Linked DNA regions of Mus musculus: all the other regions are linked to region 2. The links are chromatin loops, found by intact Hi-C in ENCODE. Cell type or tissue: gastrocnemius. All regions are shown on one strand.

The links. Hi-C counts contacts between places; a loop is a spot of excess contacts. Peaks named below come from ENCODE experiments on the same cell type or tissue, not always from the same donor. Only the 100,000 strongest peaks of a DNase experiment are listed, where the experiment ranks them.
Region 1: a loop joins it to region 2, with 2.5 times the contacts of the local background. A loop is called at or near these places in 23 of 42 quality-filtered maps.
Region 3: it touches region 2 in a loop (6-fold over the local background); 23 of 42 quality-filtered maps call a loop at or near these places.

Annotation. Positions count from the first base shown.
Region 1 is chr1:23,830,946-23,838,945 of GRCm38, reverse strand. The region is part of intron 2 of B3gat2 (beta-1,3-glucuronyltransferase 2 (glucuronosyltransferase S)); the gene reads right to left. Among named protein-coding and RNA genes, the nearest start is that of B3gat2, 73 kb to the right of the region's middle. In gastrocnemius, no CTCF peak of the experiment used is centred here; a DNase peak (open chromatin) is centred at 3,926.
Region 2 is chr1:24,166,752-24,174,751 of GRCm38, reverse strand. No RefSeq gene overlaps it. Among named protein-coding and RNA genes, the nearest start is that of Col9a1, 6.9 kb to the left of the region's middle. In gastrocnemius, a CTCF peak has its summit at 3,088 (motif pointing right); a DNase peak (open chromatin) is centred at 3,089.
Region 3 is chr1:23,817,995-23,825,994 of GRCm38, reverse strand. The region is part of intron 2 of B3gat2 (beta-1,3-glucuronyltransferase 2 (glucuronosyltransferase S)); the gene reads right to left. Among named protein-coding and RNA genes, the nearest start is that of B3gat2, 60 kb to the right of the region's middle. In gastrocnemius, no CTCF peak of the experiment used is centred here; a DNase peak (open chromatin) is centred at 4,179.

The DNA.
Region 1 (8,000 bases), 340 kb after region 2:
ATGCTTACAAACACAGACATATACAGACACTATAGTCAGAACTTTTTGGAAAAAGGAAGTTATATGTGGTACCACTTCTCTCTGGAGTATCTGTCTCTCATAGCTCTTCCTGTCAGAGCATACACTGCCTCTTGGAATATTGCATGTTTTAATTTCAATACTGTTCCTGGTTAAAATATGTGTTAAAATGTAAAACCACATATGTAGCCATTAAAATGGTTTCTTAGTCACTGTTCTGTTTCTATGAAGAGATACCATGACCAAGGCAAATCTTATTTATTTTATTTTTTTAAAAAAGCATTTAATTGTGGGCTTGCTTACAGTTTTAGAGGTTAGTCCATTATCATATCACAGGAAGTATGGTGGCATGCAGGTAGACATGGCACTGGAAAAGTAGCTGAGAGTTCTACAGTCAGATCCAGAGAGAGAGAGAGGAGAGAGAGAGAGAGAGGAGAGAGAAGGAGGAGGAGGAGGAGGAGGAGGAGGAGGAGAAGGAGAAGAAGAAGAGGAAAGAAGAAGAAAGAAGAAAGAAAGAAAGAAAGAAGGAAGAAGAAGAAAGAAGAAAAGAAGAAGAAAGAAGAAGAAGAAGAAAGACTCTTAGTCCTAATCCTTTCAAATAGTACCACTCCCTAGTGACTAAGCATCCAAATAGATGAGCTTATTGGGGCCGTCATTCTCACTCAAATTACTACAAATGGTGTGTTTAGGCATCCCCAAGTCTGAGTGCTAATCTTTAAAAGAACTAATCCTTGCCATTGACCTTTCTTGGTTTCTTTAGCAAAATCATTTGACCTGTAACTAAAATTTCTGTGGTTGCCAATTATGTTTCATTAATGTATATACTTAACATATGCTAAGTATAGGTGCATGTGTGTGTGTGTGTGAGTACACATGTGTAGGTGTATAGTGCACATGCACACATGCACATATACATATATACACACATATGTATATTTGTGGGTGCATATATGTATGTACATTTGCCAGAGGTCAGAGGTCAACCTCAAGTGTTGGGCTTCAGAGCTCCCATCTTGTTTTCTAAGGCAAGGACTCAAGGTTTGGAGGACCTGGAACTTGGTGATTAGACCAGACTGGCTTGCCAGCAAGTACCAGAGATACATCTGTCTCCACCTCCAGCTCTGGGGTTATAAAGTGAATGCCACCAAGCTTACAGTTTTCATTGTGCTGAGGGTCAAACTTGGGTCCCACATTCACGAGGCAAGCACTTTATGAACTAAAGCCACCTCTCCTGCCTCCAGAGCAGCAGTTCTCAATGTGTTGTTGGCATGACCGCTTTGGGGGTAGGGGGTGGGGTCTCAAACAACCCTTCACAGGGACTACATATCAGATATCCTGCGTATCAGATATTCACATTAGGATGCATAACAGTAGCAAATTACAGTTATGAAGTAGCAGCAAAATAATTTTATGGTGTGTGTTTGGGGGGGGGGGGTTCACCACAACATGAGGAACTGTATTAAAGGGTTGCAGTATTTGCAAGGGTGAGAACCACTGCCCTAGTGTGTTTTTACTTCTGAAGATATAAAATACATTTTCAAATTGGGAAGTATAATTCCTCTAGCTTTGTATCCCCCCTCCCCTGACTCCCTGCTACCAGAGGTTGTTTTAGCCGTTCTCAACCTCCTTTCTTTATGAACTGGATGGCTCTCTTAATTTCTACCAGAAGCACAGCTACAACTTTGACAAGATTATTCTGCAGCTGTGACTTACTCTGAAGGACCTCACAGTCTTCTCTGCATTCGTTTTTTTTTTTTTTAATCCATTAGAGAAGTCTTTCCATTAAGTTACGTTGTTTCACTTTAGTTTCCATTACACAAGGGCCTGATGCTTCATTTCAGCATTTTATTCCTGACATATCTGTTAATGAACATAAAAGTGAAACGGCCTCATTTTCTGACTGTTCACTGTCACTGTTTATAACTGATTTTTCTGTTTTTAGTTTTTGAGATAGGGTATCACTATGTAGCCATAATGTGGAACTTGCTTGCTATATAGATTAGGCTGGCCTGAAATTCTCAGAGATCTGCCTGCCTCAGACTCCCAAGTGTTATGATTAAAGGTGGCTCCCATACCCAGCTGGCGTTTGTACTCCCTTATCTATCGCATAGTATTGGTAAGGTTACCTGTTTCCTGGTATTTCTCCTGATAGCGTTTTACTTCCTCCTTTCCTGGCTTCGCCCAGTGTGGATGCTGCTTTTTCATTCTCTTACTGAGCTATCTCTCCAACTCCTGCCTTGTGTTTTTATCATGCAGAGAATTTGAATTTTGTCAACTGCTTTTTAAATTTTGCATCTATTAACAAGATCACATGGCTTTTCTCTTTTATATTCATTCACATGGTATATCAATGTTGACTGTTGTATCTGAGCTTACATTCCAGGGATAATCCAAAATGATCATGGTTGGATGGCCATGACAAAAAATTGTTAAAATGATGCTAGTGTCTGTTTTTCAGTCTCTCTGTCCCTCTATACACACACACATATAATATACAATTTTGCATGTATATTTAAAAGGGAGACAGACTTATAATTGCTTTGTTACATCTTTGGTATCAAAGTGATACTGGTCTGTCAGATGGCTCAAAACTAATTCTCTCTCTGAAATTTGGAAATGTTTGTGAAGGATTACTAATTTTTCTTTAGATATTTAATAGAAATCACAGGAGAAGCCATTTGCGCTGTACGTTTGTTGACTACCAATTACCCACTGTGTGTGTATTTATGGATTGGCTCAGATTCTGCCTCTTCTTAAGTCAGTTTTACTAGTTTAACCGTGAATTTATTATCACCTTGGTTCCTTAATTTCAGATGCCTTTTTTCATAATTCTCTGAATTTTTTCAAAGTTTCTGTAAGGTTGATGGGTTATATTCATCCCATTGAAAAGTGTGTGTGTGTGTGTGTGTGTGTGTGTGTGTGTGTGTACTCAGCGTACATGTGTGTGCTTCCCACAAGAGTGCACTTGCAGAGGTCAGAAGACGCTGGTGTCTTCCCCCACTGCCTTCTACCTAATTCCCTGAGACAGGGTTTCTCACTCACCCGAGTCTGGGCAGGTTCGCTAGGCTGGCCAGCAAGCAAGCTCCTGGGCTCTGCCTATGTCCTTCCCTGCACTGGTTGCATGCGCATGCTCACCTTTTACATGAGAACTGGGGATTCCAACGCATGCCCTCACACTGCATAGCAACTGCTCTTACCTACCAAGCCAAGCCCCTTAGTTTATATGTCAAAAGGATCTTTAGTGTGACTTTCTGGTTTGCTTTTCTAGTCTGCATATGGTTCATTTTATTCATTTACTTATCAGGTCTTTAATCATTTTCAAATTACCTTGGTTTCGTCTTTTCCAGGTATCCTATAAGGTTACATTGTTATTATTTTTTTGCACAGGCATTTAAAGACCTTTAACCACTCTATTAGCTGCACCCATGAGGTTCTAGGATGCTACTATTCTATTTTCATTCATCTCAAAATATTTTACAAACTATTTCTTATTTGACTAACTGGTTATTTAGAAATGTGCTGTCTAATTTTTATAGGCATGGATTTCACAAACTCCCTGTGGTATGCGTATTGATATTTAACTTCCCTTCCCACCTAGCTGCTTTTCTGTTGTGATAACAAACCCAGGACTTCACTTGTAAACAACTGGAGTTTCCTTAGCCTGGAGGGTCAAGGACACCATGAAGGCAGTAGCATCGTAACATGCCACAGGAGGCTAAAAGGCAAGCAGGCACACGTGGAAGAGACATACGAGGGATGGTGTGGCCTGTTACACTCTGGTAGCAACTAACCCAGTTTTGAGAGAGCAAGAACTTCTGCCTGTTTCCCGTTGCCATGGTTCTAAGCCTGGCCATTCACACCCCCCTGCTAGACAAAACACACCATGGCAAAGGCTCCTTTCGAATCTGCCATGCCTGGCAAGCAGACAGAGCTGCTGGCATATTACTTCTCATCAATTTAGACGCATTCTCTTCTGCTGAAGAGCATAAAGTTCCCAGTCGGGATCCTAGAGCAGACTAATGGACCTCTCCTCAAGCGCGCTGTGGCTTGCTCTGCCTCTCTCCATTCTTCTCCAGCGCCTTTAATTACTGTGTACTCTTAAAACAAACAAACAAACAAACAAACAAAAACCACTTAGCAGTCATTGTTCTCTGTGGGGCCGGGGAACTAAAGTACTTTGAAGAGAAATGCTATTTAGGGGCAAATCATTTAAATCTCTAATCTGGAGACAACAAAACCACAATCTATGGCCTCTGTCAGGATGACTGTGGACAGAAAGCCTGGCCCTGAGAGCCGGTGTGAATCACACGGCCTCAAGTAACTGAAGTGTGCAAATGTTCACCTATGTTTTCTGAGCAAGAATGCCTTAGAAGCTTAGAGGTGGAGAGACTTGGCGGGTTCAGAGACGGCTGAGAACACAACCTGCTCCATCCTGTGAAGGGCAGATGCAACCACAGAGGTGCATGCCGGCGCTGTTTCATGTTCTCAAGCTCTGGTAGTTATTTTTAACTGGCAGCAAAAAGTGAACTATGTTTCAGTTGGGAGAAATTAAGAGATTTGCATTCTCCATGGCGTTATTTAGTGGGTCATGCTACACCACTCTATTAGAACAGAAAAAAAAAGGAACTTGTGTCTTGTTCTAACCCTGGGTAATAGCAGTGAAGCCATTGCTTGAGGGGTTCAGTAACAAAGCTGTTACGTGTGTCCGTTCCCAGCGCTTAGTGGGAGCCTTGTTGGGTTCTGATTCTAAGCTGTAAGAAGTTTCCTAATGACCTCCTGTAATGAAATGGAATGGCAGTGTAGGACAGTCACTGTGGGAAAATGTTTAACCCAATGCTCCTGGGTTCAAATCTCTTCTTTCCCACTTATTTAAAGGCGGTTTGGTGAAGTGCTGTCAGTGCACCGTGCATGCCACATTCTCTTCAGATGTGAAATGGAGAAGGTTCTTTTACTCTTGTGAGCCCTTAAGGCAGGTAGCACACACAGCGCTGCAGCTGAGGAACCAACCACCAGAATAAAAGACCTCTCTTTTTCCCCAGGCCAGCTGTAAATTCCTCATTTCCAAGATTATATGAAATAACATCATCTTTCAGTTTTCAGTTTCATTGGGCCATTGTTCATTGTTCCAGAAAACCTTTACAGGGACTGTGGCACACACGTGCAGGTTATACTTGGCTGCACAGCAAGTTCAAAACAAGGACCCTTCCCAAACCTATTGCTGGCTCGTCTTAGTGCTGATGATGCTACTATGTAAGACATGGTCCTAACTCTCTGGTAAGTCCGAGTCCAGTTAGGAAAATCAAGACAAATAGGGCCAGGTCGTCAATGCTACAGAAGTAGGTGAAAGCCTGTGGACTCAGAACAAGGAGAGGCGAGGATATCAGTGCAATGAGGGAGTTCTCCGAGAGGGAAATCTGAGGTGGATCTGGAAGCTGTTGAAGCCCCCCACCATCCACCCAGAGGAAGCTGGGAGGCTTGAGGCGAGCTGTGGTGGGAGGACCAAGCTTTCGTCTCACCTTGAGCACACTGCCTTTCCTACAGCCTTTCCTGCTCTTCAGCAGGAACTAGCGGCTCCTTGACTGATAATCAGCTTTATGAAAGTTTTGTGGCCACAACGCAAAGACAGCAGGTGTGGCAGCTACACCAGGTGGTCCAGGGAGAAGAGACAGATGGGCGCACACAGGCTGGGGTGTCTAGCTAGCATAGACAGTAATGAGGATCTGGTTGTGGGACTTGCACAGACCTGGAAAGCATTTTAGACTTCTTGTCCCTCACTAGGGAAAGGAACAATATAGACAGACCTCACTCCTAATCAGGTAGGCCTAGGGCTCCCCCTGGACATTTCCCATGGGCCACCCATTGTCCCAAGTCTTGGGCATCCAACTTGCAGTTTGCTCTGTGAAAACACTTTTCTTCCTCTTTAAGGACATCGCTTACAGCCTCCGTTACTTCATGCAGAATCCCACAGTCAAAGCTTTATCTCAGTCTGGCCACAGGAGGTTTGACCCAGATGCCAGGAGCCTCCTGAAGGCCTTTGTCCTTAAGAGCATGCGTAGTCCTCAATTTCTGCCTCAAAACAGCCCTCCTACACCGTGATTCCCTTGTATTCTGTGGCCTGGCGGTATCAAGACTCCCTCTCAGGACCACAGAGGCAAAACCTAAGAGCAGCATGGGCAGACATTCTGCCATTCACCCTGCGCTTCTGTAAACACCCAGGGCCTTTGTGTCTCATGGTCGTTTCTGGATTAGCTGAGGTAGAACTCAGGATAGCAGCTTGATGCTTCTTAAGCTCTGCCACCACAGTTCTCTGGCTCCTTAACCCGCCTCTTTAAAGTTTTAGTCTAGTTTGCTGTGTACTCATTCCTAATGCTCATTTTGAGTTTGTACCAGAATTTTTTTTTTTTAATTAGGAGTGTGTATACATACGGTGTATACATGGAGGTGAGGGTCCTGCACATCTGCACATTAGGAAGCTGGAGGAGACTGTTAGGTGGCCTTGCTACCTTCCTTGGAGACATGGTCTCTTGTTCATCCTGGTGATAGGCTGGTGGCCATCATCAGTGATCCTTTTATAAGTGCACCTTTTTATAAGAACACGTTCTGGGGCTGGAGAGATGGCTTGGTTCTTATGTATAGATGGCACTTGTGTAAGGTACTCAAGTTTGGTTTTCCAGGACCCACGTTACCCAGCTCATAAGCACCATGGACTCCAGCTTCCAGATGCAATGCCTCTGGCCCTTCTCAGGGAGCTACACTCAAGTGCACATACCCACACATGGACACACAGACATATTTCACATTTTAAAATAATCTTGGAGAAGAACAAGTTTTGTTGCTGTGCTTGACCTTGGTGCTAATCAGCCTTTGCACGTTTATTGCTGTTTTGTCTTAAACTAATTCCCCTTCTTATGAGTTTGACTTTTTCTTTTTTCCTTCCTCTAATAATACAAAACATAATCTACTATGTTATAAAATCCTTACTATATTATTAAATGTTTATGGCACAATGAGTTGACTCTACTTTCTTATCACAAATTTAATTTAATCTGCAGCCATCTAATCTATCTCTCTCTGGAAGAGCACACAATGTTTACTGCCTTCTGCGCCCCCACACCAGGCATTATTAAAGTGCTCAAATTTTAATTCAAAACTCGATTTTTGTATCATTTCTCTTTCTGTATACTAAACATTAGTGGGTTTTTTTTTTTCCAGCTCTGACAAAAACACCCAAGAAAAGCTACTTAAGATTTCCATTGATTTCCCATTGAGGGATTTCCATTGGATTTCCGTGGTTGCAGAAGGCTCAAGGCCCATGGTTGCTTGACCCTGACTTCATGGCAGCCAATGTGTGGTAGAAGCAAAAGTGTTTTCCTCATGAAGTTTGGAAGCAGAGAGGGTAAAGGAGAAGGAGTCAAGGATAAGCAATCCCCCAGGGGCACACCCAGGGACCCGGTGCCTTCCACTGGATCTCCTATTCTAGTCTCCCTGGTATGAAACCACTCATGGATCAACTTGCAGCTGAGGTCAGACTCTTTGTGATCCAGTTAGTTCCCCAGAGCCCATCAGCTAGCAGTCAAGTTCCAGCACATGGTCTTTGTGACAATTTAGCTAACAACCAAGTGCTTTAAATTAGTAATAGATATCATTCATAATGGTAAGGGCTGCTGACCTCACTGCTCACTCCTCTTCGGGGTTTAACTATGTGATGGTTTGATGAAAATGCCCGTCCTCACGACACATCAGGAGTGGCCTTGTTGGAGTAGGTATGGCTTTGTTGGAGGAAGTGTGATTTGTGGGGGGGTGAGTTTTGAGGTTTCAGAAGCTCAAGCTGGGTTTAGTGGCATACTGTCTCTTCCTTCTGCCTGCCCATCTGGATGTAGAACTCTCAGATACCATTCCTGCACCATGTCTGCCTATGTGCCACCATGCTACCCACCATGATGATAATGGACTAGACCTCTAAAACTGTAAGCCATCTCCAA
Region 2 (8,000 bases):
ACGCCTGCCCTGAGGAAAATCACATTGTAGCAGGGAAAGAAAAATGACTTACATTACTGAGAATAAAAATGACTGTCAACAAGGATGAACTCACTCCAAGGGCACGGGGAAATCTTTCATCCAGGAGATGAAATCTGAAAAGATGACTAGAAGCCTACAAGAGACTGGGGAAGAACAGTGCATCTTAGGCTGGGAAAGCACACTATGTAATGGGAGGAAGAAAACACACATGGGGAATGACCAGCTGAGCTTAGAGACCGTTTGGTAATTAGTCAGTCATAACCCTCCTACTTTGAACCCTAAACTCAACTCTACAGTTACAGCACAGACCAGCTCTCTGGCCCTCACAGTTCTCACATGGATGGGGAGACAGACACCAAACATTTTCAGTCGGAACTTTAATTAAAACTATTGGGGAAATGTTTTGCCAGAAAGAGATGTGGAGACTGGCCTAAATGGAGGGGGGCCAGGGAAGGCTGCTCTGAGGGGATCGATGGTAGGAAAGACTGGATGAAGATGAAGAGGTAAGATTGATAAAGTAGGTTGGAAGGGGTTGAGGGATGGAGAGGTGGAAGGGTAGAGGGGTGGAGGGATGGAGGGCACAGAGAAAATATATTCCTGGATATTCCTGGTTTTGAGCTTGAACAACTAAATATATGGGAAATTTTTTCGAAATATCCAATAGGAAGAACTTGGTGAGGGATTATGAATAGTACTAAGGAGTTTAGACTTTGTTCTGGTTGTCGTGGAAACTACCATAAGCCCTTGGGTACCCAGTGACACTGTCAGGCATGTCTTTGGAAGAGATTCCGGTGTTGCTTAAAGGATGGGAGAGACCCATTTCAACAGCTTATACACAAACTAAAGCAAAGGTTTCAGAAAATAACACGTACGCCTGTAAATGTGCTATATTCTATTTTTCGATTCATTTTCTATTCCCTTTTCTAATAAAGATGACCAGATCAAAATATTGTTGTGAGAATCAGTAATGACTTGCAAGTCATGGTTAGAAAAAAAAATACTGGACTGGAACACAGTGGACACAATGCCTCTTACTTCCTGACACAGGACTTGGGACATTACACCAAGCTCACCAAATAGTGGGGCAAGTTCCTTTGTTTCCACATGAGTATCTGTTTTTCTTTTAAATGTGATTTTGAATTGAGTAATGATAACCTGACGACAATAAAGATGTTGTGACCACCGCATTCTATTACTTTATAGTTTCAAATAAGCAGGAGTGTTTTAACCAGCTTCTTACTGAAGTTGAGTTTGAAGCTTAATTCATCTGCTTTTATTCATCTTTATTACATCTTTCAGTGTAAGATCCAGAGCGCCTGGTAGCATGTGTGAGCTGTGTGAGGGTGCTGTAAATTAGCCACAGCTAGAGCCTGAAACTTATCATAGAAACCTCTGGCTGAGATGCTGATTAACAATCAGAGAGTTGCAAAAACTAAGACTCCCACTGTCCTGTGTTGGGTTCAGTTTGACTGTAAAGAAATTCTACCCTGATCAAAGCTCTATTTTAAATCTGCTTATTTTGGTTCTATGCACATAATTGTAGCCTAATCATCTAGACTCGGAGCAAGCAAACAGCCCCATGGTATACTCATCTCTCTGTGCAATCGCTCGCAAATATATGTGCTCGTGCAGTAAAACAGTAATGCCAAAGACACGGCAATGTTGACCTTGCCAACCCCCAAACCTTTCCAGGGTATTATTTTTGCTTCCTCTAAAATATGACCATTTCCAGTTCTCCAAGGAAGAGAGAAATCAATCTGCCACCCACCAGAGCACATATGCTTCAGGGAGCCGTTGCTGTATTTGCTGCCTGTGGATCTCCAAGTTGACAGCAGCTGGTTCGTGTCCTAAGACTCATTTGCTTTCCTCCAAACCATGCATTCTAGCCCATCAGCAAGGTTCTCTGTGTACTGGCAGGGCTTCTTTTCTAACAGTGGAGCCAAAAGCTACATTTGAATCAACCACCAAGATGCTTAAAACAGATTACTGGACTCCAGTCCCAGAAGATTTAAGGCAGGTCCAAAAATTTGCATCTTAATAAGCTCCGAAATGTTGCTGCTGCTGTTGCTGGGAATGCTGCTGCTGGTGGTGGCCCATTGAAAGCCTCTGCTTATTCAAGTCATGTTTACAACTCCTTTGAGCCCATCCCCTTTGTTGCCACAGGCACTGCCTTGCAGGCTATAAGTATATAATAATTATTTGTTAAATAAGATTTCTAAATAATTATCAGTTTAACCGATAAGACTTCCTGAGACCCTTAGAGATAATGAAAAGACACATGCATTACATTCCTTACAAGACATCTATTTTTAAAATGTACTTGTCAGGGAGGGGATAGGAACTCCATAAAAAGACCAACAGAGTCAACTAACCTGGACCCTTAGGGACTTCCCAAAGACTGAACCACTAAAGAGCAAGCGTGGACTAGACATATATGTAGCAGATGTACAGCTTGCTATTCAGGTGGGTTTCCTAACAATTAGAGCAGCAGCTGTCCCTGACTCTGCTGCCTACCTTTGGATCCTAGTCCCATAACTGGGTCACCTTGTCTGGCCTCAGTGGGAGAGAATGTGCCTAGTCCTGCAGTGACTTGGTGTGCCAAGGTGAGTTGGTACCCAGGAGAGCCTCACCCTTCTCCAAGGAGGAGAGAGGAAGAGGGAGGCTGTGTGAGAGGGCCACTGGGAGGAGAGGTGGAAGCTGGGCTCAGGATGTAAAGTGAATGAGTGAATGAATGAATGAATGAATGAATGAATAGAAAAATAAATAAATAATATGGAAACCGTAAGGGCATAATAAATTAATAGATATAATAAAATAAATAAGTAGAGATACCTGTCTCCTCTTTACACTTTACCCTATTATCACTCACCAACTCAATGCTATTAATAATAAACTCAATGCTATTAATAATAAAATTGAGCTCCTACACGCTAACCTCCATTAATAAAACATAGAACCATCATTAATCCTGAAATCCCTTCCTCTTAAACATGCTCCCTTTTGCTGCATCCCTTGGCATCTTACACCCGGTTCAGTACTTTCTGCTTGGGGGGGAATATGCTCTCTCTACACTAGGTGGCAGTGTGACCCTGGAATCTGAAACCTTAGCTAAGGAATCAGAGACCTTGATTTCCCATTACTTAAGTAGAAAACTGATTTTATGCAAATGTCCCGTTTTTTGTTATTTTCCATGTGTAGAAAGTAAAGTGTTATAATTGATTCCGTTTTGGGGCTGCTCTCAAGATAGATGCACAAATACAATGCACTATGATTGTTCTTAAAAGCCTGTTAGAGAGCAACAAAATGAACAACTAAAATTAGCTCTGCCCCAGTACATTCCTTCTGGCTAACAAAGCCAACCCTTAGGACTGAGCTTGGAAGACACACACTCTAGCTTGCTAGAAACTTTGCTTTGTAGCTGCAAGAGGAATTACCCTCTCTGGCTCAGTTTACTTATTTGTAAGCTAATAATAAAATAATATAACATAATATAATAATAAAAACAAAACAAAAATAAAAATTACAAAAGCACCCTCTTTATGGACACACTTTAAGGGTTAAATTAGAACTTAATACGTAGCCAGGCACACAAACATTTTAGCTTGATTTATTTTGGTTATGGGAGCACGTTTTCCTCTGCTGTTTATTCCTCTGCTTCAGTAAGTCATGGTTCATTTAGATCCTGAGAAATAAAGTGTGGCTCCATGCTTCAAATATACCTGGCCAATACACAGCTTCTAAAGAAACCTACCCAGAGCCATCAAGGTAAGCCAACCGATAGCCCACCTTCCTTCCATTTCATACTCTTAACTTTCCCTACATTTCTATTCTTCTTCCCACAGAGCCGCCGTAAACTTGTCCTTCAAGCTCTCCATCAGCACCTTCCTGAACACAATACTCAGTGATTTTTCAAGAATCTTTCTCATCATGATCTATTTTGTGATTTATAATAATCCAAAGAAACAGATGCAGCCATCCAGATTTCTTGGCAAAGAAACTACATTGAAGATAGCTGTGAGAGTTCAGTTAGGGACGAAGAAAATACCTTAGACTACTGGGTTGTAAGTAGGTATAAAAAGGGCATCCTAACAATCACTGTGGATCCAGCAATGGTTGCCTGTAACACTTGACACTTGCATTCATGATGCCCAATGCCCTGACTTTGTTTTATACGTATATATGTAACTTTACACATACATGTAACTGTTTCCATACATATATGTGTGTGCGTGAATGGGTGTATCCATTCCTGTGAAAACACAGGGCTTCTTTGCTTTGGAACTGCTACACAGATATTTTAGAGAACATAGCAACAGGAAATAAAACAACCACTACTGGCTTCCCTACCTAAGGAAGACTCCTCTTACCACAACTTCGTGTTTTCTTGAGTTCCTTTTCTGCACGTAAGCTGTGGGTATGGTGGGCATAGCAGGCATAGCAAAACTTTAGTGCCTCTTTAAGATTCAGCCTTACACCAATCAGAATGGCTAAGATTAAAAACTCAGGTGACAGCAGATGCTGGTGAAGAGGTTAGAGGGTTGAGGATATCTTCATTGAGACAAGGGAGTGGAGAGGAGGAATGGATTGTGGAACAGTAGGAGGGTGGATGTGGGGTTGGGGTTATGATAAAATCTGGAACGTAAAAATAGTGAATAAAAAATAAAAGAAAAAATTCAAGCAACAAAAAAAAAAAGAACGCATGCATGTGCTGTCCCAAAATCTAAATGTGATCACATGTCACATACAACATATCAAATTCTCACTGGGGATGTAACTCAGCAATAGAACACATACCTCACGACAGCAAATTCCAAGAGTACAAACCTCTTACTTGAGGTGAAAGTTACAGCTTTTAATGGAGACTTATACAACCTTAAGAGAGAAAACATCTATATAGAAAGAGGCTTTTGAGTACCAGTGGGAGACTGCTGCCAGAAGCCAATGGGATTTTTTTTCTTTTTAAGATTTTTTCTCACCCAGAGCCATGTGGATTGTAAGCTCACAGGCAAACAGCTAACCAAAAAGCCACAAAGACATGCACAGACATTCCAGTGGTTCCTAAGGGCACCCACAGGAGTCCTTCCTTCTATTACCTCCTTTTACTTCAAATCTCTCTGAAACCACGGCTGATACCAGGAATAGCAGCAGCAACTGGAACCTAGACAAGTGATAGCCTTCATTATTAACGACTGAGCTTAGAGCCGTTAGGAGCTGATGGGGGCGCCAACATCAACACAGTGGTTCCAGGATTGGACAGCTCACAGAGTACCTGCAGGAAAATCAGAGCCGTCCAGGACTTGGGAGGATGTCGACAGAGGAGTGGGATCAAACGTGTTTTCTCAGTCTATGCTGGCTGCAGGGCTTCCTGTGGAATTCCTTCTAGAATTACAGAAGGATGCACACTTGCTCGCTACCAGAAACTACACCCAAACTTTTTTCTCTTTAACATACACAGTTCATCAACAATGCCATTTTACAAGAGAGGTGAGGCTCAAAACATTCAATGAGTTGCTAAAGAAAATGACACACAGCAAGACATACCAACCTCAGGATTCTCTGACAAGAAGCTTTGCCTGCCCACGATTGTGCACATAAACACATGTGCATGCTCACAGTGTTGAAGAGGCTCTCCGTTCTATTCTGTGCAGAATTATTCACTCCTATTCTCCTTCCCCCATTGACTCCTCTAAACTATTTCAAATGTTGGTTAAATAATAATAAATAATAATGAGTCTGTTTTACTGGTTACCAAGTCAGAGCTCTGATGGAGGTACATATGCTCAAGGGTTTAGCACAGCAGTGCATTGATAAGACGACCAACAGAAGTCATAGACACACCCCATGCAAGATATCGTATGGATTGGGACGGGTCCTGTTTCAGGGCTCCTACTCTAAATTCTCTACCTTTAACTTGGTTTATCGGGAGCATTGGAGAAATTTTAATGTCAGTTTTCTCTATGAGAGTGTAGCCCCTGATAAGTTGAGCATATTTCAATGAAAAGAGGCCATACGGATATGCCAGAATATTTTAATGGTACAAACTGGACTTGATGGGTGGGTTGGTTTGGTTTGGTTTGTGAAGCCAAAGTTGGGTAACTAGGGAAGTGAGGATGAATCTTGGAGAAGTTGTGGGCAAATGAGCACATACACATGATCTGAAATTCTTAAAAGACACATATATTTGTGGAATTTTGGTATTTTACCCTATATTGCTCTGTGGCTCTGTCCACGTCACATTTTGTGTTGGAATTTGAAGTATCACAGGTAGGGGTCTTGATCATCTATAATCTCATGCATACCTCACTCATTACAGGCTGCAGGCAATCATTATCGTTTTCCTGAGCAATCAAAATTTTAACCAGCTCACATTCAGTATGTGCCAAGCCTGCTCAGTCCTCAAGGATGAGTAGACAGATAAACCCCAAACCATCAAGGATGAATAGACAGATAGATCCCAAACCTGGGACATACTTTGACTCGCCTAGAACTACCCCAAAGAAAGGGGCAGAACCATGCATTAGCAAAGTAGCCCAGCTACAGAAAGGTAGACGTGGCTGGTACTGCCCAGAGGAATTCAAGAGCATCTCATTGAAGGGTTGACACCTTAGCCTAATGCTGAGAAATGAATCATACACTGCATGGCAAAAGGGGACAGAAGGTTGGAATAACTTGAGCAAAACTTAGAGGTATGAAAATGTATGAGCAGCCTTTAGTTTGGGGTAAGGTGTAACTTACCTTTTGAAAATATTATTTGTGTGTCATTCTTTATGTAGAGATTCAGTGAGTATTTTTAGATTACCTTTGGTAAATAAATAATAGAGCTGACAATGTTTATGATTTTTTAAATTATTATGCTACTGTGGTGGTTTGAATATGGTTGGTCCATGGGAAGTGACACTATTAGGAGGTGTGGCCTTGTTAGAGTAGATGTGGCCTTGTTGGAGGAAGTCCATCACTGTAGAGGTGGGCTTTGAAGTTCCACCCAGTGTGGAAAAGTCACTCTTCTCTTTGCAGCCTTCAGATCAAGATGTAGGACTCTCAGCTCCTCCCAAGCTATGTCTGCCTAGACGCCATCATGTTCTCACCTTGATGATAATGGACTGAACCTCTGAGCCTGTAAGCTAGACTCAATTAAACATTGTCTTTTATAAGAGTTGCTTTGGTCATGGTGTCTCATCATAGCAATGGAAACCTTAACTAAGTCAGAAGTTGGTATCAGGGACTGCAGTATTGCTATGATAGGCCTGACCATGCTTTTGTTGGGAAGAATGTGGGATTGGGGACTTTGGATTTGGAAAACAATGGAATGCTTTAAGTGGGGCTTAATATACTATCCTAGTAGGAATATGGAAGACTTTGTTGCTGTGGGTGATTTGAACTGTGGAAGCCTGGCTCTAAAGGTTTCAGAGAAAAGGCATTTTACTCTGTTGTGAGCAGATTGTTCTTATGATGTTTTAGTGAAGAATGTGGCTGTCTTTTGCCCTCATCTGGAGAGTCTGCCTGAGGCTAAGGTAAAGAAATTTCTATTAATTGCATTGGCAAAGAAAGTCTCAGAAAAGCCCAGCATAGACTTTGTCTTCTGGTTTACTCTCATGAAGACTGTTTTGGTCAAGCACAGCAAGCATAGAAAGGAAAAATATGAGATGTATGGTTCAAGTTAAAAGGGGGCACTAGAAAGTGCAAAAGATCTAAATCCTGTATTCAAGGAGATAAAGAGATTAAGGGAATGGTAACTTTGGGGAAAGATCCCACTCAGCTAAGTTTTTTGTTTATGTGTTTGCCATTGAAAAAGAAAGAGGTATATCATGTTAGGTGTTAATATCTTGTCATTGACATTGAATAACATTTGCTACCATGAAAAGTTTGAATAAAAAGGCATTAATTACTGATTGACATAGTTTGGGAAGGGAATTATTATTGTCTACAAATTAGTATTAGTTTGGAAATTCTATAAGGATGGGGCATAAGGAATACCAAGT
Region 3 (8,000 bases), 350 kb after region 2:
TGGAGGTCAGTGACCCACCTATCCACGGCTGCCTGCATGGATCCGACTGCTGTATTAATCAAAGCGCTAACCAGATTCATCTAAAATCAGGTGACCTCTGAGTCACATTCATCTTTCTTGGTTAAGACACATTACAGCCTTTGAGTATTTACAGTGTTCTGCTGGGTGCTTGTATGCTACACCTTAAGAATTTCATTTTCTCTGCTCTGCAGAGAAAGAAGATGGAGGCCCAGACATCAAAGACTGGGGTCCTATGGCTGTAAGCAGAGATATGGGATTTGAAACAAAGTGGGAAGGCTGCCTCTGTAGCCACAAGGACATAACTAATTCCCAGCTCTTAATCGCTTAATCCCCATACAAGTTACCGATCACGTTTAAGTATTAGGTCTGTGTGCTGAAATGAGGAAGACGAGTAGCAAACTGTTGAGTGGATTAAAAGTGAGGATGCACACAGGGACCGATGAATGCCTGCTAAATGTTAAGCAAGTAACATGTAATTATTGAGTTGGCTGGATTTCAAAGACATAAGGAAAATATAGGTTTCCCGTATCCTTAGTTTTGAAGAAATGGTTTATTGTATCAATACCTCGAGGGATCTTCTGATCTTCTACTATATAAACAGAGCAGCTGGAATTGAAGTGGTACATGCACTCTGGAACCTGCTCCCTGCCCCTCCTCTACTGCCTTGCCCTGCCCCCTCACCAGCTGCACCAGAGAGTTTCTCTGATTGTGAGCGCCCAGTTGCACGGAGCTGGGTACCCATTTTTACTCCACACAGTCATGACTGAAGTGCCCTGGGAGCTGAAGTTCCCTGTGAACATCTCTATAGAGCATCTTAGCTGCAAATGGGCAAGAAACAAGCAGCAGGTTGCCGATCACAGGAACACTTTGCCGCTACCCTGCTCTGCGCTGAAGTTTTCTCCTAGAGACCCCCCCCCCCCACACACACAACTCCAGTGACAGCCACTTCACACCAACCCAAGACCAAAGCCTGGGCTAGTAGACACCACAACACACATAAAGCCACTCTGTGGACATTCTGGGACTTTCTAAACCTTACCGGGCTTTCATGCATGGAAAACAGCATGCTTGGATGACAAATGGCCCCAAAGGAACAAGGAAGCCATCGTATATTCTTGCAACCATTTTACACAGAAAGCAAGTAAATGTCTTGGTGCGATTGCTCCTCTGGCTTTGGTGGCCATTTGATCCCAGATGGCTCTTAGCCAAGGTGTACAAAACAAACATCTCAACAAACAAACAAAACAACCCCACCCCAAACAATAAAAAATTGCAACTTAAAAGATAATACAAACCACATCAATTAAAGCTAAAGCAAACTTCAGTTTAACACATCAGTTACCACTGGGACACATACAGAAAAAGTGCTACAAGCTACATGTCTGCTGATTTATGACAGTAAAATGAAATGGCTCCTTAGGATGTTATGTCCCTGGTGACTGGGTATTGAAGGCCACCTCTCACCTCTTACCTCCTACCCTGTCCTCATCTCTCTCCTACCCAGAGAGCTGCAGAGTCATCAGCCACAGCCATCATTCACACTGTATCTGCTGATGTGGCTGCAAATATATGTCTAATAACACAAGTTGCCTATTTGAAGCATTTCAGACTCTCCACTAAGCACAGGGCATTGTACTGCATCGTCACTAAGTCCTCATGGTTTGACCCCTGTTGCCTTTCCCCATCTGTTGTTCCCAAGATGCGTCCCATTGAGACTGATCCCTGTTTGCTCCGAGCCAGCAGAATAAGGTGACTCTCAAGTGCCACCTCTTGTACCACATCTGTCCTGAATCTGATGAAACAGATGCTCTGTGTACACAAAATTTAGCCCCAAATACATTTCCTATTGCATGCTACCAATTGAGTTGGGTCTTGTGATCTCTCCCTTCCTTGGTCTATCCTCTCTGCTGGTTCAATCTTCCCTGGCTCCTCCCCCAACCGCTTCTGTGGCCAGGTGAGGTGACTGTCCCCTGGATACAATCTCAGGCAGCTCTATTCTCCCTAAACAAAGGCCCCCTTTTCCTGGCTTTCACACACTTGTGACCACTGAACTCCAGGCAGGGAATTCAGAGAACTGCAAGCATCTAGGAGACACTCCTGGTAAGTCACATGTGAGAAACACTTCATGGTCTCATCACGTTTGCGTCAGTCATGAACTGTCTAAAATGCTGAGTGTGTTGCTCAATCAGTGTGGAAAAGGGACAGATAACACTTTACCACTCATCTGGTGACCCCACCCCCACCTTGACAGCCAGACCTCCTGCTTTCCAGTCCTAGATCACTATTATTATTATTAATTATTATTTTAACTAATGTCATCCTTCATCCAGAAGTAAAAGTTTTCAACTAGGAGAACTGGTCCATCACATATCCTTGTGTCTACCACCCTAATTTCCTTTCCATTGGAGCTTTCAAAACTTTCCCTTCCCTCTTTCTATCCCTCCTATACCCTCTACCCCCTACTATGTGAGACAGTGTTTTACATAGGTCAGACCAGCCTCAAACTTGCCACATAGTCAAAGTTGACCTTGGATTCCTGAGCCTTCAGACTCTATCTTCCAAACAATAGGATTACATGCCTGTTCTACTATGGCCACCTGAGAGAGAGAGAAGAGAGGAAAAGAGGGGGAGAGGGAGAGGGGGAGAGGGAGGGAGAGGGGGAGGGAGATGAACACATAGAGGTGGGGTGAGGGAGAGGGAAGGAGATAATAGTCTCTGGCTTCTGAAACTGACACCGCCTTTCTCTTACCTCTTGGTCACCCTTGGCCCTTCCAGTCCCACACCCATTATCAACCCACTTCCCCCAAAGGTCTAGGATGGGCCCCAGAGTCTAAATCCCCTGCCACCTGGTTAGATGATGAAGCCTAATGGTTAGAAAAAGTTGTGTCAACAGAAACTACACTGTGAACAGAGGTTTAGTGTCTAATAACTCCAGTTCCTAAAACCAGAACTTGCCCAAATAACACACCTAGCGTTGATGGAATCTCAGGAGTCATTCTATCCTAACCTCTCCCAGGAACCTCTTCTTGTAGGCCTTTTGGCTTCATATATCCACAACACCCTTGATGTTCCTGTTCTCTCCAAACCTCTATGCTCTTCAGAGATAAAACGTCCTGTCTGCTCTACTGGAAGCCAACTTTCCTCCATTTTGATGACAGTTTGTTCTTACTGGGTGTCGCCCCTGTGGACTCCTGTCTTCCATACTGCCCGTGCTCCTGACTCTACATTCACCATCACCTACAGCCTGTGACGCCTGTGGTATTTAACAACCAGACGCACAATCTATTTCTCTGTCCTTTCTTTCCTCTACCATCTTCCCTGGTTCTGTCTCCCAGGATACAACCCCAGGCAGCTCCATGTTCCCTGAATGAAAGAGTCCTTTCTCAGGAATTTCATGTTCTCATGGTGGTTGGACTTTCAGGCATCAGGAAGATGTACCTGGAAAGCCACATGTGAGAAACACTTCATGATCATTTTGTGTCCATCATGAAATATCTAAAGCATCAAAAGTGACCGGGATATCACTTAACGGGCGTCTGGCTTTGTATATGAACACATCAGTACAATGGAGTCTCAGAAGCCATACTTGGCCTAGGAATCCCAAAGTGTGGCTTGTGTGTCTGTCTGAAAAGCTCAAATTTATGGAACATGCACCAGCCTTAGCTGATTAGTACCAGAAATGTGGCACATTCAGTTTGGTGTTTTTATCAGAAGAGAGTATCCACTGCACGCCAGACACTCACCCAGAAATTGTTCATGCCGTTATTAACCGAGTACAATGTTCGCCTTGCTGCTTCCTGGAGTTAATGCTAAGGTAATGTAAGGTCAACATAAACATGATCAAAATATACTTTATGGAAACATTTTAATATAAAAATGAAATATAGACATTTTAATATAACATATATGTATAATTCAATATAAGGCTCTCAGCATTAAGTTCTGAATTTAAGCAAATCTGGATTCCCTGGAGTGGCTTCAAATTACCTTCAGCTCAGCTCTTTCAAGCAATGTTCGTTACTGACATTTCCGCAGAAGTGGCCGAAATGAGGCTGTCACTTGAAAGTAATTCCCTGCCCACAGAGCAGACCTAAAATGCTGCGTGGACTGCCTGTTTGAGTCAGTTGTCAGATGCCAGAGTTATTCTGGGAATAGAAGCCTCAGGCACAGCCCTGTAGAATACTCCAGGGTTCCCATTGTCTTGGCAGAGCAGTGCATACCCAAAGCCAACAGCAAGCCACAGGCCGGCCTCCTGCAATGCTTCCTCTCCATCTCAGAGGGATGTTAACTTAAGGGGTAATGATTAGAGAGTTTTAAAAATGCCCTATAGAGCAGATCCTTTCCTTTAAAATAGTAGTACCATGTCACCTTCAAGAAAATATCATGCCACGTCTGCTTCTGTCTAACATCATGCACACAGGAAAACTTCAAAGCAGTGTCTTACGTTATCTGACAGATTTTCAGCATCAGGAAAGTCCAATGCGACACCAGAAGACAGTCTGAAGGCTGTATGGAGGACACGAGGCAGGCAGGAGCATCTCTCCTCTATATCTGATATTTACAGGAGCTTCAGTGCTGGGCTAAGCTATGGCTTCACCAAAACACCAGCATGCTGGGTTCTGAGCACTGCTGCTGGCCATGCTCAGGAGCAAAAGCAATATAGTCCACAGTGATTCCACGCTATATGGCTTCTCAGTCAGCCTGATAAATACTAGAGATACCCGAAGTGCAAAACATTGTCATAAACAACTGCCACGGAGCCACTGAACACCATTTTCTCTGCAGGATGCAGCTTCTGGCTTCCTTCTCCCACTTTAGAGATTATCATTCACGCACACTTATTCATCCATAGCCATTCATTCATTCTCATATTCATTCATTCATTCATTCATTCTCATATTCATTCATTCATTCATTCATTCATTCATTCATTCATTCACTCATTCACTCTCCCCTTCCCTTTCCTTCTCCCCTCCCTCTCCATACTAACACGAAAATGAGGAAGAAAGTACCTAATTCATGGGCCTAAGGACCTGAGAGCTCTTCTCCCTGTTTCTTTTTTTTTTTCACCATTTTTTTTTGTTGGATAATTTCTTTATTTACATTTCAAATGTTATCTTCTTTCCCAGTTTCCCCCCTCCCAGAAACTTCCTATCCCCTCCCCCTGCTTCTATGAGGGTGTTCCTCCACCCACCACCCACCTCTGTCTCCTCACCCTCAATTCCCCTACATTGGGGCATCTATTGAGCTTTCATAGGACCAAGGACCTCTCCTTCCATTGATGCCTGACAAGGCCATCCTCTGCTACATATGCAGCTGGAGCCATGTGTATTCCTTGGTTGGTGGCCTAATCCCTGGGAGCTCTGGGGGGTCTGCTTGGTTGATATTGTTGTTCTTCCTATGGGGTTGCAAACCTTTTCAGCTCCTTCAGTCCTTTCTCTAACTCCTCCACTGGGGACCCCATGCTCAGTCCAATGGATGGCTGTGGGAATCCGCCTCTGTATTTGTAAGGCTTTGGCAGAACCTCTAAGGAGACAGCTATATCAGGCTCCTGTCAGCAAGCATTTCTTGACATCCACAACAGTGTAGGGGTTTGGTATCTGGGATGAATCGCCAGGTGGGACAGTCTCTGGATGGCCTTTCTTTCAGTCTCTGTCCTATACTTTTCCTCCATATTTGCTCCCATGAGTATTTTGTTTCCCTTTCTAAGAAAGACTGAAGCACCCATACTTTGGTCTTCCTTCTTCTTGAGCTTCTTATGGTCTGTATTAGTTAGGGTTTTGCTGCTGTGAACAGACACCATGACCAAGGCAAGTCTTAATAAAACAACATTTAATTGGGGCTGGCTTACAGATTCAGAGGTTCAGTCCATTATCATCAAGGTGGATGCATGGCAGTATCCAGGCAGGCATGGTGCAGGAGGAGCTGAGAGTTCTATGTCTTCATCCAAAGGCTCCTAGTGGAAGACTGACTTCCAGGAAACTAGGGTGAGGATCTTATACCCACAACCACAGTGACACACTCATTCCAACCAGGTCACACCTATTCCAACAAGGCCACACCTTCAGATGGTGCCACTCCCTGGTCCAAGGATATACAAACCATCACATGGTCTGTGAATTGTATCTTGGGTATTTGGAGCTTTTGGGCAAATATCCACTTAACAGTGAGTGCATACCACCATGTGTGTTCTTTTGTGATTGGGTTACTTCACTCAGGATGATATTTTCTAGTTCCATCCATTTGCCTAAGAATTTCATGAATTCATCATTTTTAATAGTTGAGTAGTACTCCATTGTGTAAATGTACCACATTTTCTATATCCATTCCTCTGTTGAGGGACATCTGAGTTCTTTCTAGCTTCTGGCTATTATAAATAAGGCTGTTATGAACCTAATGGAGCATGTGTCCTTGATATATGTTGAAAAATCTTTTGGGTATATGTCCACTTCTCCCCATTTCTATGGAGACTGCACAAGTAAAGTCTAAACTAAGATGAGCATTTTAAAGTTTCAGAATGAGAGCAGAGTTCTTCAAACCCAGACTCGTTATCTTGCCAACCAGATTACCCACATTTTTAGGCTTCCAGAAATATCAATAATTTATTGAAAACTAAGATACATAGCAAATTTAAGTGGGGAGTGAAGTTTTCTTGAAGGTGACATGGTATACTTATTGTAAGTAAGAATTCCAAGACAACAGTTAGATCAGACAAATTTATGATATGCATGCTTCATCGTGGTTTAGAAATGTACTGAAATGGGCAGAAAAGTCCAAACAGTAGTCCTGTCACGGGGAAGAGATTTTCATAGAATTTTAGTAGTGACAATATCTCTCAGGTCTTACAATGAAAGTCCCCAGTGAATAAGCCTGCATGTCTTCCTTGTATTTCAGAAATATCAATTTGGAAACGAATGCTAGAAATTATCCAAGCTGCCCTCACCAAACTGCTCATGTAAGGTAGTGTGCATCCTGGAAGCTGTCTGGGAATGGTCATGAAACAAGATCCATGGATGTTCAGGACCAAACGAACGTGTGTCAGCTGGCTTCTCTCCCAATGGTGGTGAATTGTCACTTGGCTGTCCAGCATGTAAGCCTCTCTCTGTGTTTACCAAGGTGTGGCACTAGGAGCAGGCAGGCAGTGGGACTCTCATGTAGCCCCCTTTCTCACCACAGGAGGACACTGCATCCCAGAGAAATGGAGGGACTTTCCCTGGTTTCTCCAAGTTGACTGCTCTAGCTTACATCATAGTCAAAAAAGATGTTTAGTTTTTCTAACACTCATGATGTTTTAGGCTTGAATTTTCAGAGCCATGGATGAGACATGGATAACCCCTAGGATCAATAACTGACTATGGGATGCCTAACCCTAAATGATACAACTGCAGTGCAACGCTACACCTAAGAGAAATCACAGAAGAGGAGGTGAAAAGAGCATTAGTGTTCCCTAGACATGACAGGGGAAGTGTGCCCATGAACTCTCAACAGCATAGTTGACTAAACAAGGCCAACGTAGGAGCAACATCATTGACGAGCCAATGTGGACAAAGAATTGCATGTGGCCCCACCCACAGGTAATCATTGGCTGCTGAGAGGGAGAATTAGATTACTGTATGGAGAAGCTGCTCAGCCTAGGACACATGTACATATGAGCAATGCTAAATGCATTCAGTAGGTTATATATACATGTACACACACACACACACACACACACATGTATATACATGTATGAGTAATAATTAGAGAAGAGGTCAGGAATTGGGGGCCACTGGAGGAGCTGGAGGGGGCAAAGGAAGCTTGAGAATGAAATAGATGGAGTTCTCAACATTTTTATTAAAAAAAAAAAAAAAAGAACCAATGGGTTCTCCCATGCATGGAGTGAACCTACCTCTTAGCCGCTCCAGCTAAATGAGGTGGTGCACAGCTCTGGGGCTTTAAAAACTAAAACCTAAAAATATGGACAGTGGATTTGGGCCATG